5 separate regions of the Homo sapiens genome follow, and all the other regions are linked to region 3. The links are chromatin contacts, found by Hi-C or POLR2A ChIA-PET in ENCODE. All regions are on one chromosome and are shown on one strand. Each heading gives the region's core, a stretch centred on a gene start or an enhancer-like site at or near the end of the contact. The rest is flanking DNA. Distances are from core to core; before and after follow the strand shown. Region 1 holds the start of OGT (O-linked N-acetylglucosamine (GlcNAc) transferase). Region 2 holds the start of CYSLTR1 (cysteinyl leukotriene receptor 1). Region 3 holds the start of RLIM (ring finger protein, LIM domain interacting). Region 4 holds the start of IL2RG (interleukin 2 receptor subunit gamma). Region 5 holds the start of TAF1 (TATA-box binding protein associated factor 1).

Evidence for each region. Hi-C counts contacts between places; a loop is a spot of excess contacts on that map. ChIA-PET counts read pairs that join two places held with the same protein, here RNA polymerase II (POLR2A). Pooled maps may share reads with other maps.
Region 1: a loop to region 3 is called in a pooled map, with 25 times the contacts of the local background. The contact joins the promoter of OGT here to the promoter of RLIM in region 3. A Hi-C loop is called at or near these places in 10 of 50 pooled maps.
Region 2: a loop to region 3 is called in a map of naive thymus-derived CD4-positive, alpha-beta T cell, with 18 times the contacts of the local background. The contact joins the promoter of CYSLTR1 here to the promoter of RLIM in region 3. A Hi-C loop is called at or near these places in 1 of 168 maps with a recorded cell type or tissue (naive thymus-derived CD4-positive, alpha-beta T cell) and 6 of 50 pooled maps. POLR2A ChIA-PET finds 5 or more read pairs at or near these places in 2 of 52 experiments (T-cell and naive thymus-derived CD4-positive, alpha-beta T cell).
Region 4: a loop to region 3 is called in a pooled map, with 15 times the contacts of the local background. The contact joins the promoter of IL2RG here to the promoter of RLIM in region 3. A Hi-C loop is called at or near these places in 5 of 50 pooled maps.
Region 5: a pooled map shows a loop between it and region 3 (30-fold over the local background). The contact joins the promoter of TAF1 here to the promoter of RLIM in region 3. A Hi-C loop is called at or near these places in 1 of 37 single-sample maps with no recorded cell type and 6 of 50 pooled maps. POLR2A ChIA-PET finds 5 or more read pairs at or near these places in 1 of 52 experiments (CD4-positive, alpha-beta memory T cell).

The regions. Positions count from the first base shown.
Region 1 is chrX:71,531,727-71,534,426 of GRCh38, forward strand. OGT (O-linked N-acetylglucosamine (GlcNAc) transferase) reads left to right here and starts at 1,378. Exons shown (of 22, transcript NM_181672.3): 1 at 1,378-1,610. The coding sequence starts at 1,574. RefSeq lists enhancers at 429-1,628, 1,129-1,468, 1,294-1,952.
Region 2 is chrX:78,326,220-78,328,975 of GRCh38, forward strand. It overlaps CYSLTR1 (cysteinyl leukotriene receptor 1), which reads right to left and starts at 1,392. Exons shown (of 3, transcript NM_006639.4): 1 at 1,086-1,392. RefSeq lists an enhancer at 1,564-1,613.
Region 3 is chrX:74,613,304-74,616,003 of GRCh38, forward strand. RLIM (ring finger protein, LIM domain interacting) reads right to left here and starts at 1,321. Exons shown (of 4, transcript NM_016120.4): 1 at 1,119-1,321. RefSeq lists an enhancer at 926-1,245.
Region 4 is chrX:71,110,327-71,113,049 of GRCh38, forward strand. IL2RG (interleukin 2 receptor subunit gamma) reads right to left here and starts at 1,251. Exons shown (of 8, transcript NM_000206.3): 1 at 1,099-1,251; 2 at 571-724; 3 at 178-362. The coding sequence starts at 1,213. RefSeq lists enhancers at 712-1,911, 1,014-1,403.
Region 5 is chrX:71,364,930-71,367,629 of GRCh38, forward strand. TAF1 (TATA-box binding protein associated factor 1) reads left to right here and starts at 1,428. Exons shown (of 38, transcript NM_004606.5): 1 at 1,428-1,565; 2 at 2,570-2,684. The coding sequence starts at 1,446. RefSeq lists enhancers at 192-761, 930-979, 1,470-1,519, 2,038-2,700 and a silencer at 1,120-1,309.

The sequences.
Region 1 (2,700 bases), core at 128-2,627, 3.1 Mb before region 3:
GGTGCTCAATTTTCAGGAGAGTTTGTGTAGTGATTTTTGTCTTTTTCACTGCATGATGTGACTCTTGATTATGGGATGGAAGAAATTAGCATTATGAATTTTCTCTGTGCCATTTCCATAATTAATTGTTTGTTGACTGTTTTGAAGAAATTTAAGCAGAATTTGAGGACTTAGTTTTAAAAAATGTAGTGAAGGGGCTAGGTAGCAAAAACTTTTTGAAGAAATTCATTGACCTGCTTTCTTAGATCAAGGACTTTTTGAAATAAAAAGGCTCTCAGAGATCCAACTTGTAGCCTCCAGTGGCTTGTAATACTTTCTTGCTGATGTGGCAAGCTACCTTAAGTCGTTTCTAGAACAAGAGGTGAAGTATAAATACCAATGTGACAAAATGTCTGAACAGTAGACTTGAAACTGCAGGAAGATCGTAAGAACCGATTTGTTCAAGGAAGTAGAGGCAATTCATGACTCAATCTAGACGTGTGGTTTAGGCAGATGGCAAGTGAATTCATTTATCATTGTTGATCTGCTTTGAGCTCAGTGGAATCGCCGACTGTGACAATGTGCAGAGCTAGCTGGTGGAAATGAAGTCACAACTCGAGGAGAGTCATGGATTTTGACGAACGTGAATCACCTTTAACATTTTTATGGCTGCCTTCGGAGTGCAAACGCCCAGCATGTCCCTGAGTTATTAAACATTTGCCCTATCACCGTGGGCAGGAGTATTCTGAATACCAAAACGATTTTGAAATTTCAGGCTATACGGCCAACATTGAAGGTGTCTGCATTCAACTGGCCCTGTGAAAGCTTCAGTCTTTTTCATCGAAGTGCTGAAATCGATGGCCGAGTCACAATGAAGACGGGCTCAAATCGGAACCCTCTCGCTCCTCGTTTTGAGCAGCTGTCTTTGAGAGGCAATCTTCTGAATTGACTGGCTCAGAATTGATCCGTGAGAGTCGTAACCATCCGTTTTTGTACGAATACAGTTGATAAACTTTTTTAGACGCCTTTGGCATTTATGTTTAAAACGACACCACCTGCTAAGTAACAAACACTCTTCTTAATCGCGGTGGCAAAAACGTATCCGTCCCGTGTGTGTTTGTTTTTACCCTTCCGCTACACTCTTAAGAAACTTGGCCGCTTCCGCCCCAGAGAGTGCCCTAACCACGAGTCGGGTTGACAGGGCTGCTCGCATGCGCGGTCTCCACCGTGGTGTTTGTCGCAATGGGCGCTGCGCGGAGGACTACATGGAATCTCGACTTTGCAGCTTGAAGTCATTTTGTTGGCGGCGCTGGTTACCGGCTACCTCCGCGCGGGCACTTGATTGTAACAGAAAGTAGTTCCGGCCCATGTTGTTTCGGCCGAGGAGCCGTCGCCGCCATTTCAAGACCGTACTAGGTAGATGGTCAATTAGAGTTCCCAGGGTTTGAAGCCTGTAACTGCTGCCGCCGCTCAAGCCCTCCAGAGCATTGCTACGGCTGCTGCCCTTGTACTACTACCTCCAAATACGTTCTTGCTGGTAGTGGCGGCAGCAGGACCAATTACCTCTTTTTTGCTCTCCCTCGAGAAGCTCCAGATGGCGTCTTCCGTGGGCAACGTGGCCGACAGCACAGGTACCGGTGTCCCGTTCTACCTTGGCAGATGCCCCCTTGGGGTCTCGCGCCGTCCTCTACCTTGTATCACTCCTTCCCTCCCTTCCCTCGAACCATCCCCATTACATCAGTGACATTGCTAAGCTTTTCGTGGTCTACTGGCATCTGATCACATCGGGTTTTCCGCTGTTGTCCGCTTCCCGAACATTTCCTCCTCCTCCCTTGCTTGCTTTTTGCTGCCTTTCTTGCTTTGTTTTTATTTCGTAAATGTTCTAGCATTCCACTCTCTCCAGGCGCTTTTATCACACGTGCGCGCTTAGAATGTCGTGGAATGGACTGCATTGGAATCCCTGCCCTTTCACTCCTTTGCAGCGGTTTTCTCCCCTAATTCCAGCTCATCGCCTCTCCTTTTTCCCCTCCATCTCCTCCTTCATCTCCCCCCCCAGTCTTTTCCCCTTAGCCAGATTTGGTCCTTCTCTGCCAATCTAGGGCGGGGGTGCCGTTCCGATGTAATCATATCCTCACTTTGCATCACCCGAGGACGATCAAAAGCTCGTCGATGGTGCCACAAGTCACCTCGAGAAGAGGGGACATTGAGCAGCACCCTGCTAGGCAGTGCCTTTCTGGTGTTCTTTCGGTTGAGCGGTCCCGGTTTAGATTGGAAATTTCCAGGGGTTTCCTTTGCCATCGCCCAATTCCACCGCTGCCCTCAGCCTGGATTTCCCACCCTGTCCGCGGGGAACCACACCCTTCCCTTCGCGAGGTTGCCAGCCCTGTTCACTTCCTATCCTTGGGGGAGAAACCACCCCGATGCTGCTGCTTTGGCGTTGACCACCCTGCCCGCCCAATTCTCGCTTTGTGTTACTTTCTCGATGTATTCCTCCGCCGCCGCCTCTGGGTCTGCCATCCCCATTCTTCAGCCCAGTATCTCTTTATTCACAGGGTGTAATATTCTTTTAAGTTTCCATCCCTGCTTGAAGAGTTTGTAAAGCAACTGGAGTGTAGCTGCACAAGTACAAGGCGGTTGCCCTTTTAGACACTTCAGTCGCGAGCATTTGGTACTGAAAATACGAAAACAACCAAATTGTAGGAGTGTCCTTCAGCTGCCTTT
Region 2 (2,756 bases), core at 142-2,641, 3.7 Mb after region 3:
ACAACAACAGAAAACATTTCTGAATGATTAAGACTTCTGTAATAAAGTTAAAATTGTCTTGTAACAAATTTTCCTAATGTATTTTAAATGTAATACAGTCCTTTGTATTTTATAATGCATTGTAAAAATATAAATATTTTTGTTTTTAAAACAGTGTACAATCTAGTCCAGATTTAGTTACAATTTCTTTTAAAATAATCATTTGTTAGACATATGGTATCATAGTTTCTCTCTAGGTTTCAAAATAATCAGAATACTGGAAAGCAGAACCACTGAATTCAGTAGGTGGAACTTACAAACCCATTTGTTTCCTCTTGAAAACAGCCTTTTTTGTCGCTAAGTAGAAAAATGTTCCTGGCTAAAGATTTTATTAAAATGTATGAATCTTTGGCTCTGTGTAAACTTAGTCTACACCAGATGTGTCTGAGTTACTAAATAGATCATGCAATTTTCTTCTATTCATTTATAGTTGAGAGAGCTTTATTTTTACAGTCTCTGGCCAGAACTGGCCATTTTCTAGTTGTACGGTGTGTTTCAAGAAAATTTTTTAGCCTCTCTGAGTCAATTTTCTCATTCATAAACATGGACAGTAACACCTACCTTGTCTAAATTATAGGATGTTGAAAGGTTCAGGTGGGATAACAAATGTGAAACTACCTTGTGAAAATTTTACTCTCCACTGGTTTACCTTCAGTAATTACTACATATTTATTTTCCATATTGAAGGAAAATGTCACTACATTAGAGAAACTCCACTGAACCCTCAAAATGGGGATTTGAAAATGTATCTTACATTTCTGGCTTAAATTACAAAGGCACAGGAGGTTTGCGGAGTGTGTCTCCTCTGTATTTTGCCACGTTGAGCCCTAGCAGAAGCACTGAGCAATATTTGTTGACAGACTGATCATATTATCAGATTTCTGGCTAAGAAATAAAGCAGAAAGAATTCATACTAGCACCCAAACTTAAAGCAGGCAAGGCAGATAACTTATCCCCAAACTCCTGGGAATTTGCTAAAATTTACCATCAGCAACATTTTACTACATACTGTTCTGGTCTTAGTACTGAATACTGAGTCTCCTTACCTGCTAACTTCAAGGTCCACAGTTTACTGTCCTTTTGCGTTTGTTCTCAGAAGCAAGCTCCAAGTCTTCAGTAAATTCGATCTACCAGTCCTTGCAATTAATCCTTGTTGGCGAGCTGCACAGTATCTTGATACCCTGTAGGGTCGTAAAAGCACAGTCCATTCACAGAGTGCCTGCTCTATAGGCAAGCTTCTTTGCAAAGATGGGTTGCTGCTATTTTTAAGAGGGGAGAGAGCAGGGCACATTTGCTAGCCAATATATACAGATATACAGATTCTTCTTCCTCTTTCAGATTAGCCTTCAAACTGTTAAAGCACTCCCGGAGTCTGACTTCTCTGGTGCAAAGTGGGGGAGGGGAAGGGTCAAAGAGGAAGGAAGAATAGAAACTGGAGACTTGCAGGTTGCGTGTATGTATAAATAAACTTTTCTTCCTAGCTTCAGGAATAGAATTCTCAGGAAATTATTCAGCTGCTCTAAGATGGGAAGCAGGGACGAGTGTTCTCTCTTCAGCTTAGTTCTCTGTGATTTCTGTGACTGTGAGGTCATTAGACTATTTGTAGGTGGGGAAAGATAATCCTGCCAGTATATGCTAATATAACTGGCATTATGTGAAACTTGATCTTAAGTAACATAAATTTCATCTCTCCGTTTCTCTCTCTCTCTCCTTAATGACACTTGTGGCTCTATCCACATTCTAAAAAGCCTTTTCCTTTCTGGTTCCTTTTTGAGCTTTGTTTCCTGAAATCTTCATAACAATAAATTGCCTCCATTGGATTAAAACTGTTGTTTTCTTTTTTTGTCCCACTGAAGATGATCTGGAATGACTGGGCTTGCTGTCAATGGTCCTGTGTTGGAAATTTGGGGGATCAGGCAAGTGTTCTTGGCCTTTGGCTAGGCTCTGAGGTGTTAGAGCTGTGGGGTGCTCAATATGGCTTCTGGAGAAAAGGGACATAGCAGTCTGGTATGTGCTGATTGAAGCCTGGGGCAGCACTTTGATGTTAAAAACCAAATTGGTAAGATCATGATGTGAATTTGTTACATCAATTATCTTGAGTTATATTAAGAAGATTCTATATGGAGATGGGCATAAATATGTTGATGTTAACACTTTGTAAACATGCCCCATAACTAACAACTAGTTTTAGGTACTTGTAAAATATGAGCCCAGCAGTAGCCTTCTGGCTTGCTACCTGCTGTAGGAACAAAGTCATTTACTCAAATTTTGTATCTTTAGGTACAAGAATTACCTCACAACCAACCTGGGACAATCGCTTTAAGGCCCTTGAATCTTTATCTCTTTTCACAGAGTTCTGGATTGTGGTGGTGATGGTGATAGTTGGAGGAAAAGGCTATCCAACCACATTTGAAGGGATGTTAACATTTGGATTCAAGACTAGACTTTCTAATCCTCTCCTAGGGAGTTTTAGTAACTAAACTGACATTCAAACTAGTATTTCTTCAACTGAGTTTGGATCCCCAAATATCTACAGGAAAATTTATAAGTGAGACACAGAGTGAATTATCACTTTTCCTCCAGTCTGAAATGTTACAGCCATTTTGAGCTACAGTGGAAGGGCAATTCATACTCAGGAAATGAAGAAAAGAGAAAGGAGCTAGATCCTTTGTGGGGATAAGAGAGATCAGATTGTTACTGTGTCTATGTAGAAAAGG
Region 3 (2,700 bases), core at 71-2,570:
GCGGGCTCCTTACTTCTGGCAAAAAATCATTGTGGGGTCTTGCAAATGGAAGATGACAATCTGATACAACTGCTTCCTCTTGCCCCAAAATGAAAAAAAAAATGACCTCAATAACAAGACTGCTAGGCCTCAGATTCCCAGACTAACCTGTGGAATAAGTATGGTGAAACTGTCTAGGGAAGGAACGTGGCTGTCTCCTCCATCTTGAAATTAATCAGCATAAGGGAAAAAGGGACCGAGTATTCAGGAAGCAGAAGCCCAACCGGTTAATACTAGTTACTAAGCTATGGCATGCGTGGCAGGTACCGTCTGCAGAAGCAGAGACCCCCCTAGGCTTTTTTTTTTTTTTTTAATGGGGGAGGGATTGAGTTGTTGGTGGATTAAACACAAATTAACTTGAAAATTTGGCCCAATTCCATCCCTTATCCAGGAGAACACAACAAACACCTAACGGCTTTTCCCTCTCTTTTGCGGGGGGATCCTTCCAGTGATACCTGGCAAAGGATATGCCAGGGTTATTCGAGCAAGGGAGTAAACCACATTTGCCTCAGATCCTCAGGGAAGATGTCATCGCGGCCCCAGGGGGCGCCTAATTGGTAATACCCTGCAGAAGGGCTCAAAATGAGGTTTTGGAAATCTAAAGGCCCAAGAGTTGCCAGCATCTCACTTGGGGCAGCCTGATTTTTTACTTCCCTTTTCCCAAACCCAAGCCCGCCATGGAAAACGCGGGGAGGTCAGGGAAGCCTCCAGAGAACAGAGAAGAAAAAGCCTGAGACGTTCTAAGATTCTGACGCCTGAGGCCAAAACTCAAAAACTGCCTCCCCCGATTTCCTAAGGCTCCGGAGGGCCTGGGCTGCAGCTCGCGCGGCCACCGAGAGGAAGTACTACCCACCTCCTTCCCCTTCAAAGAGCCTGTCGACTATACCACTCAACTAAAATGGCAGCGGCGACTACGCCACGGAGCCCCCCGCAGCAACGGGCCTGGGGTCCGGAGGCGGCGCTGAGCCTCTGCCACGACGCGTCACTCGGGCCATTTTGAGAGAACGCGGCAGCCGCGGCTCCGCTGTCTTCCTCTCGCTCTACATCATTTCTCACAGGATTCCCAAGTCTTCACTTACTAGGTTTTAGGGTCAGGATCCGACTCGGTTGGTTCGGCCGCCGCCGCCGAGGCTGCTCCGCACCTCCCTGGCCGCCGCTCTCAAGCCCGCCTCCAATGAGTAGCTGGTTGAGACCCGCCTCTAGCCCAGCGCCTGCTCGGAGACGTTGCTCAGGCAGCCATTATCTTCCCCATTGTTACCAAGCAGCGACAGGAAACGACTGCCCACAACAGGAAGTGATGATGCCGCGTCCCGGCACCGCAGCCCCACTCCCAGCCTATTAGCCAATCCCAGTCGATTCCTCGAAAAGGCTCCGCGGGAGGAGGAGGGGGACGGCAGACGACGCGGCAAGGCGGGCGGCGGTTTGGAAAAGGAAAGCTGTTATGACGCCCACCATGTGACAGGCCCCACCCTCCTCCGCCATTTTGAATTGTGGCGAGAAATTTGCGTTCTGAGAATTGTGGGAACCTTCGCTTTCCCATTTTGAAAACTGAAGGACGTCACGGTCTGACTGCTTGAAGACATTTTCAGAGAGAGAGAAATGTGATATTAGTCTACCCTGACATCACATCAGTTCACACAATCCGTGCAGACCAGTTCAAAAAGTAGCCTGCGTTTTATTCAACATGTATTTACACAGTGCCAACTGCATGTCAAGCACCATTGTAGCTGCTTAGGAAATTAAAATAGACCAAAATTAAGAAAGAAAACAGGCCACGTTCGGTGGCTCACGCCTGTAATCCCAGCACTTTGGGAAGCCGAAGCGGGCGGATCACCTGAGGTCAGGAGTTCGAGACCAGCCTGGCCAACATGGTGAAACCCAGTCTCTACTAAAAATACGAAAATTAGCCGGGCGTGGTGGCGGGCGCCTGTAATCTCTGCTAATCGGGAGGCTGAGGCAGGAGAATAGCTGAACCCAGGAGGCGAAGATTGCAGTGAGCCGGGATCTCGCCACTGCACTCTAGCCTGGGTGACAGAGCAAGGCTGTGTCTCAAAAAAAAAAAAAAAAAAAAAAAGAAAACAGATCAAAATCCCAGTTCTCTTGAGTCTTTATAGGGGCCAGGGACAATAATTTAGAAAAAATCAAACATAAATACATATCATGTTAGTGATAAATGCCAAGGAGAAAAATCAAGGAAGGGGGACAGAAGAGTTCCTTGTAGGGACAAACGGATTCGTGATGTTTAAAAGACTGATAACTTTGAGGCATTAACTCTAAAGTATTCGAAAAAGGGCGGTGATTGTAAAAGGGTGGGAAAATCTGATAACGTTGGGATTTGTAAAAGGGCAGTTAAAGAAGGCCTTTCTTAGGTAGTAATGCCTGAAAGAATTGAGGGAACTCGCCACACAGCATGCCACTCCCATTGTCACAGTTAAAGGAAAACCTTACCCAAGTTTTTAGATTCTTTTCCTTTTCCCAATTTTTCTGTTTTCCAATAGCATGCCAGCTATGCTGGCTTTGTTACGGTTTTTCCAACAAAGCTAACTTCTTCCTACTTCAACTACTTTACCTTTGCTGGAATATTTTACTTTCATATCTTTGCTTTCATCATCCAAGCCTCGCAATTATTAACTTCCTAGAGAAGCCTTCCCTGACCACCCT
Region 4 (2,723 bases), core at 1-2,500, 3.5 Mb before region 3:
CCTGGCCTAGACAAGTCAGGATCCTGAAGGTAGTGCCCCTAATACCTCCTCCCTTCCCATCATGATCCCCTACCTCCTCTTTTCTGCCCATGTACCCTTATGATAAAAGAACACTACTCTGTAGACTCCAATGTCCCACAGTATCCCTGGTCTCTTGACCCTTTCTTTCCAAATTACCCAGATTCTGCAGTTTTAGCATCTGTGTGGCCTGTCTCCTGGGTTCCCGTGGGTCCTGGAGCTGAACAACAAATGTTTGGTAGAGGTGGATCTCCTTTTTTTGCAACTGACAGCCAGAAGTGATTTCTTCAGAGAATAGATAGTGGCTGCACTTCTGGACTTTATCATTATCCGAGTTCTTGTACCTAGAGGAGAAAGGTTGGAAGGAAGAGGAACAGTGGGGCCAATCTGGGTACTGCAGATATCCAGAGCCTAGCCTCATCTCCCCTCAACCGACTTATGACTTACCCCAGGAGAAAACAGTGGGGTACCTGGGAGACTTGCTACCCTCTCTCTTGGTCTCTGATCCAACCCACCTCTTCTTCATCCCCTCCCCCTCGTCCCTTCTCATACCAATAATGCAGAGTGAGGTTGGTAGGCTGGGGCTCAGAGCTGCTGTTCCAAGTGCAATTCATGTACTCGACATTGAACACAAAACACTGAACCTCTGGGAGGGGCAGAGTGGAAACACTGAGGGAGTCAGTGGGCATAGTGGTCAGGAAGAAATCTAGATTGGGGAGAAAATGAAGGCAGGGAGGGAAAGAGAAATGATGGTCAGAAGGAGGAGGCCAAGCACGGTGGCTCATGTCTGTAATCCTGGTGCTTTGAAAGGCTGAGGCAGGAGGATCACTAGAGGCCAGGAGTTTGAGACCAGCCTAGGCAACATAGTGAGACCCTGCCTCAAAAGAAAGAAAGAAACAAACAAACAAGAAAGAAAGAAGAAGTAGCGTGAGGCAGGGAACCCTCCCCCTTGCCCTTCCCACTCCACTTTTCAATTCTGCCCACATGATTGTAATGGCCAGTGGCAGGCACCAGATCTCTGTACGGCCCCTTCCCACAGCCACCCTTCTCACCAGCCCCCTCCAGTCCCAGATTTCCCACCAGCTGTGGTGTCTTCATTCCCATTGGGCGTCAGAATTGTCGTGTTCAGCCCCACTCCCAGCAGGGGCAGCTGCAGGAATAAGAGGGATGTGAATGGTAATGATGGCTTCAACATGGCGCTTGCTCTTCATTCCCTGGGTGTAGTCTGTCTGTGTCAGGAACCTGGGTCCCTCACCCACTACCCCTCCCCACCCACACGTTTCCTCTGTCATAGCTTCCGGTGGAAAGAACCTTATAAACCAGGGCTTTACAGAGGGTGTGGCAAATATGTGCTGTGTGACACGGGCTAAGTCCTCTAGGAGATTAGGTGCTGCTGTAAGGTGGTAAACAGAAACTAAAGCTGGATATACAATAGTGTCACAGACTCAAAAATCCTCAGCCCACCTAGATCCTGGGAAGGATCTGTTCACTACCACTAGCACCATTCTCAACCACCTTCTCCTCTAAATCATTACCTTCTATAATGGAAGTTCTGAACCCCCACCCCCGACATCACCGTTCTATGCCATGCCTCTTCCTTGACTTGGTCACCCTTAAATCTCTGTCAAAGCTCTACTGTTTTGGGAGGATGGAAAATACCGTCTTGGCTCCTGTGGGCACATATACAGCTGTCTTTCCTCTGATCTAATCCAAACCAGAATACCCACCCTTAGCTGCTGCCTGAGCTGGGTCCCTGTTGAGACTGGCGAGGAAGTGTGACTTATAATACAAAAATATTCTAGAAATGGAGGAACAACAATACTAGCTTCAAGCTTCCCATCTTCCCCCAACTCTGCTTCTCTTCCTGCCTTCCCCACCTCAGTCAATGGTATCGTCACCCTCTCAGTCACCCAGACTTGAAACCTCAGAATCAGCTTCAATTTCTCCCCCTCTCTCACCCAGAGAATATAACCCACTCTGCTTCTGTGGTGTTTCTCCCAACGGTTTCCTCCTTTCCATTACCACAGCCACTCTGCTAAATCAGTCTTTCATTAGCTCTAGTCATGATTCTATCTAGACTCCATCAACTGGCCTCCCTTTCTAAAGGCCCTCTGCTCTCTAATCCATTCTTCATCCTGTTGCCAGTTTTACCTTCCCCGAAAACACAGAGGTGATTGGAGAAGCCACTTACAGAAACTATTTATTCAGCAAACATTTATTACGTTTTTAATATGTGCCAGGCACTGTGCTTATGTTCTGGAAATAGACCAACAAGACATCCTCATATTTCTAGACACTCACAGAAAAGTGGGGAAGACATAAACAAGTAATACAACATAGTGTAACAAGTCCTATAGCATAAATGTAGAGATACTACAAAGTATGTGAGCACAGAAGAGGAAGTAACTAAATTTACCAAGATGGAGAGGGGGATAGTTTAGTGAAGGCTGTGCTGAAGAGGTGCTATTTCAGTGGCATCTTAAAGAATGAGTGTAATTTTACCAGACAGAAAGTGGTGTAGGATATTAAGCAAAGAAAAACAGCACTTGCCTGGGAGTCTCAGGAAAACTGGACTATATGGCCCAGCTTAGTATTTAGTATGTATCTTTAGTATGTATTAGTTTGCTAGGGCTGCCATAAGTTATCCCCAAACTGAGTGGCTTAAACCAACAGAAATTTATTCTCTCGGCTGGGTGCAGTGACTC
Region 5 (2,700 bases), core at 178-2,677, 3.2 Mb before region 3:
TTCTTCCAAATATTTAGTGTCATGAAAAACAAACAAGAAGGCAGGTGATTCTGGACTAAAGGAAGATGACCAAATACAATGCATGAAACGTGAATGGATCCTAGTATTGGAAAAAAGGGAGAATGAGGAAGAGTGCTATGATGTGGTAAAGAAATTATTTCAGTCTATATTATCATAATATGTGAAAAAAGCAAGGTGAAAGCCGGGGTGTTGGCTCATGGCTGCAATCCCAGCACTTTGGGAGGCTGAAACGGGCAGATTGCTTGAGCCCAGGAGTCTGAGACCAGCCTGTGCAACATGACGAAACCCCGTAAAATGTTCCAACTAGGACAACTGGGGAAATTTAAGTGCGGACTCTTCCTTAAATAATATTGACTTACTTCCTAAAGTTGTGATAAAGGTACTTTGGTTCCATAGTTAAGATGCTTATTTTTAGGAGTGAAGAACAAGATGCCCATAAATGGTTTAGAAAAACAAAAATCCTAGCAAAATGTTAACCATTGTGAGTCTAGGTGAGGGGTCAGCTGTTCATTTTACTAAACTTTCACATTTTCCGAAATAAAACGTTGGGGGAACAAGTATTTTTTTTGAGGCGGGCTGGAGTGCAGTGGCCCGATCACAGGTCACTGCAGACTCCAACTCCTGGCTCCCACCTCAGACCCCCCAACAGCTGGGACTACAGGCACTGGCCACCACATCTGGCTAATTTTTTTGATTTTGTGTATGGATGGAGTCTCGCTTTCTTGTCCAGGCTGGCCTCATACTCGTGGGCTCAAGCGATCCTCCCACCTCGGCCTCTCAAAGTGCTGGAATTACAGGCGTAAGCCACCGCGTCCGGTCAAAAAATCAATTTCTAGGGAAAAATGTCAACTCAAAACAAGTAACCTGCATAGCTCGGGAATGCCTGTATAATTTACGTCAAGTCTCTCCTTGGGACGGACCGGTGAAATTGCACGCAGCACAAAGACCGGCTCTTACCCTTACTTCCGGGTATTGTGGTACAGGAACCCGAGGTTGCCTGCGCGTAAGCCACGTGACTCGAGCAGCTCCTTCTGATTGGAGGAAGAGCCACTGCTCTAATTCGGTGCCGTGAGAAAGCTCGCGCGCGGAGCAGTGGGAGCGGGCGGGACTGAATATTTTCTTTGACCAACCGCTTTCCACATATCCATCCTCCTGATCCCGTAGCGTCGAATCAAAAGCCGTTAGTAAAGTAGTTACTTCTTTCTCTTAGGATAGCCGGTCTTTCCGGGTTTTCCCCCCCTTCCCCCTCCCCTCTCCCCACTTCCCCCTCCCTTTCCCCTCTGTTTTGAGCTTCCGGTAGAGGCTGGTAGGGTAAGGGAGCTCAGTAAGTCACTTCTGGGCGACTGTTGTTTTATTTCCGGTCTATGGGACCCGGCTGCGATTTGCTGCTGCGGACAGCAGCTACCATCACTGCTGCCGCCATCATGTCAGACACGGACAGCGACGAAGATTCCGCTGGAGGCGGCCCATTTTCTTTAGCGGGTTTCCTTTTCGGCAACATCAATGGAGCCGGGCAGCTGGAGGGGGAAAGCGTCTTGGATGATGTGAGGGGGTGGGCGTGGGGGTAGGGCTCGGGGGGTGGGGCTAAGCAGAGGAAGGAGGTGCGGGGAGGAAAGGAGAGGGTGCTCAGGCAGCGAGAACAGGGCGCAGCTAACGCCGGGGAGGAGGATCCCGTCCTCATGGGTGCGGGAGCAACGTGGCGTGGGAGTGATCGTTCTGGGGGAGAGTGGGCAGAAGAGAGCGCGAGGCGAGCCCGGGGCCAGGGGCGCAGGGAATAGTGGCTTTGGAGCTAGCGCTCTGCCGACCAGACAGTAGGACACATGCTGGTTTCGCCTACTGAGATGGCTTCCCACCCGTAACCTGCTTGGAGATTCTTGACACTGCCTGCCCCTCTGACATCGCTGCCCTGAGATGGCTCTATAGAGCCAGAGGACTGGACAGGACCTGCCTCCCGCTCGTTTGGTTCCGGCCTCAGGCTTAGGACAATGGGGTGTTCCTAGCACCCGAGCGGGCCTCCTGGTCACAGTGCGCCTTTTAGGTGGCTCTCCCAGCGTCTTCACTGACTTTCGTGAAATAGTGTCCTGCGCCCTAGTGAAACTACCCTGCCTTCACTTAGGCCCGTTTTCTTGAGGAGTGAAGCTGTCGGCCGCTGTGGCCCCTCCTGTGCCGCAGGCGCATGCGAAACAGGGACCGAACGAGCCCCGCCTCGACGCCTCCAATCCCACTGATCCCCCTGCCTCGGCCCTCGTTCCGAGAACGACCGTTCCATTCATTCAGTCTTGGCAGTAGTTATTTGATTCGTCTTCTCTTGTAGTATACTTTAAAGTGTGGGCGATGCAGTTGGCTGTGGTGCTTTAATAAAGATCTGATCGATGCGGAGTTTGGTAGATGTATATTACAGTTCTCGAACGTGTTGCTTGTTTTGGCACACTGCACAGTCATTTTTCATGTGGATTTGTGACTTTGTCGTGGACCAGGGAAATAAGTCCTGTGGTGTGGGAGTCGTAGGTTTAGTTGTTATCTTCGACTCGTGCTGTCCCTTTTTCAGGAATGTAAGAAGCACTTGGCAGGCTTGGGGGCTTTGGGGCTGGGCAGCCTGATCACTGAACTCACGGCAAATGAAGAATTGACCGGGACTGACGGTGCCTTGGTAAATGATGAAGGTGAAGTCTGGGTTGT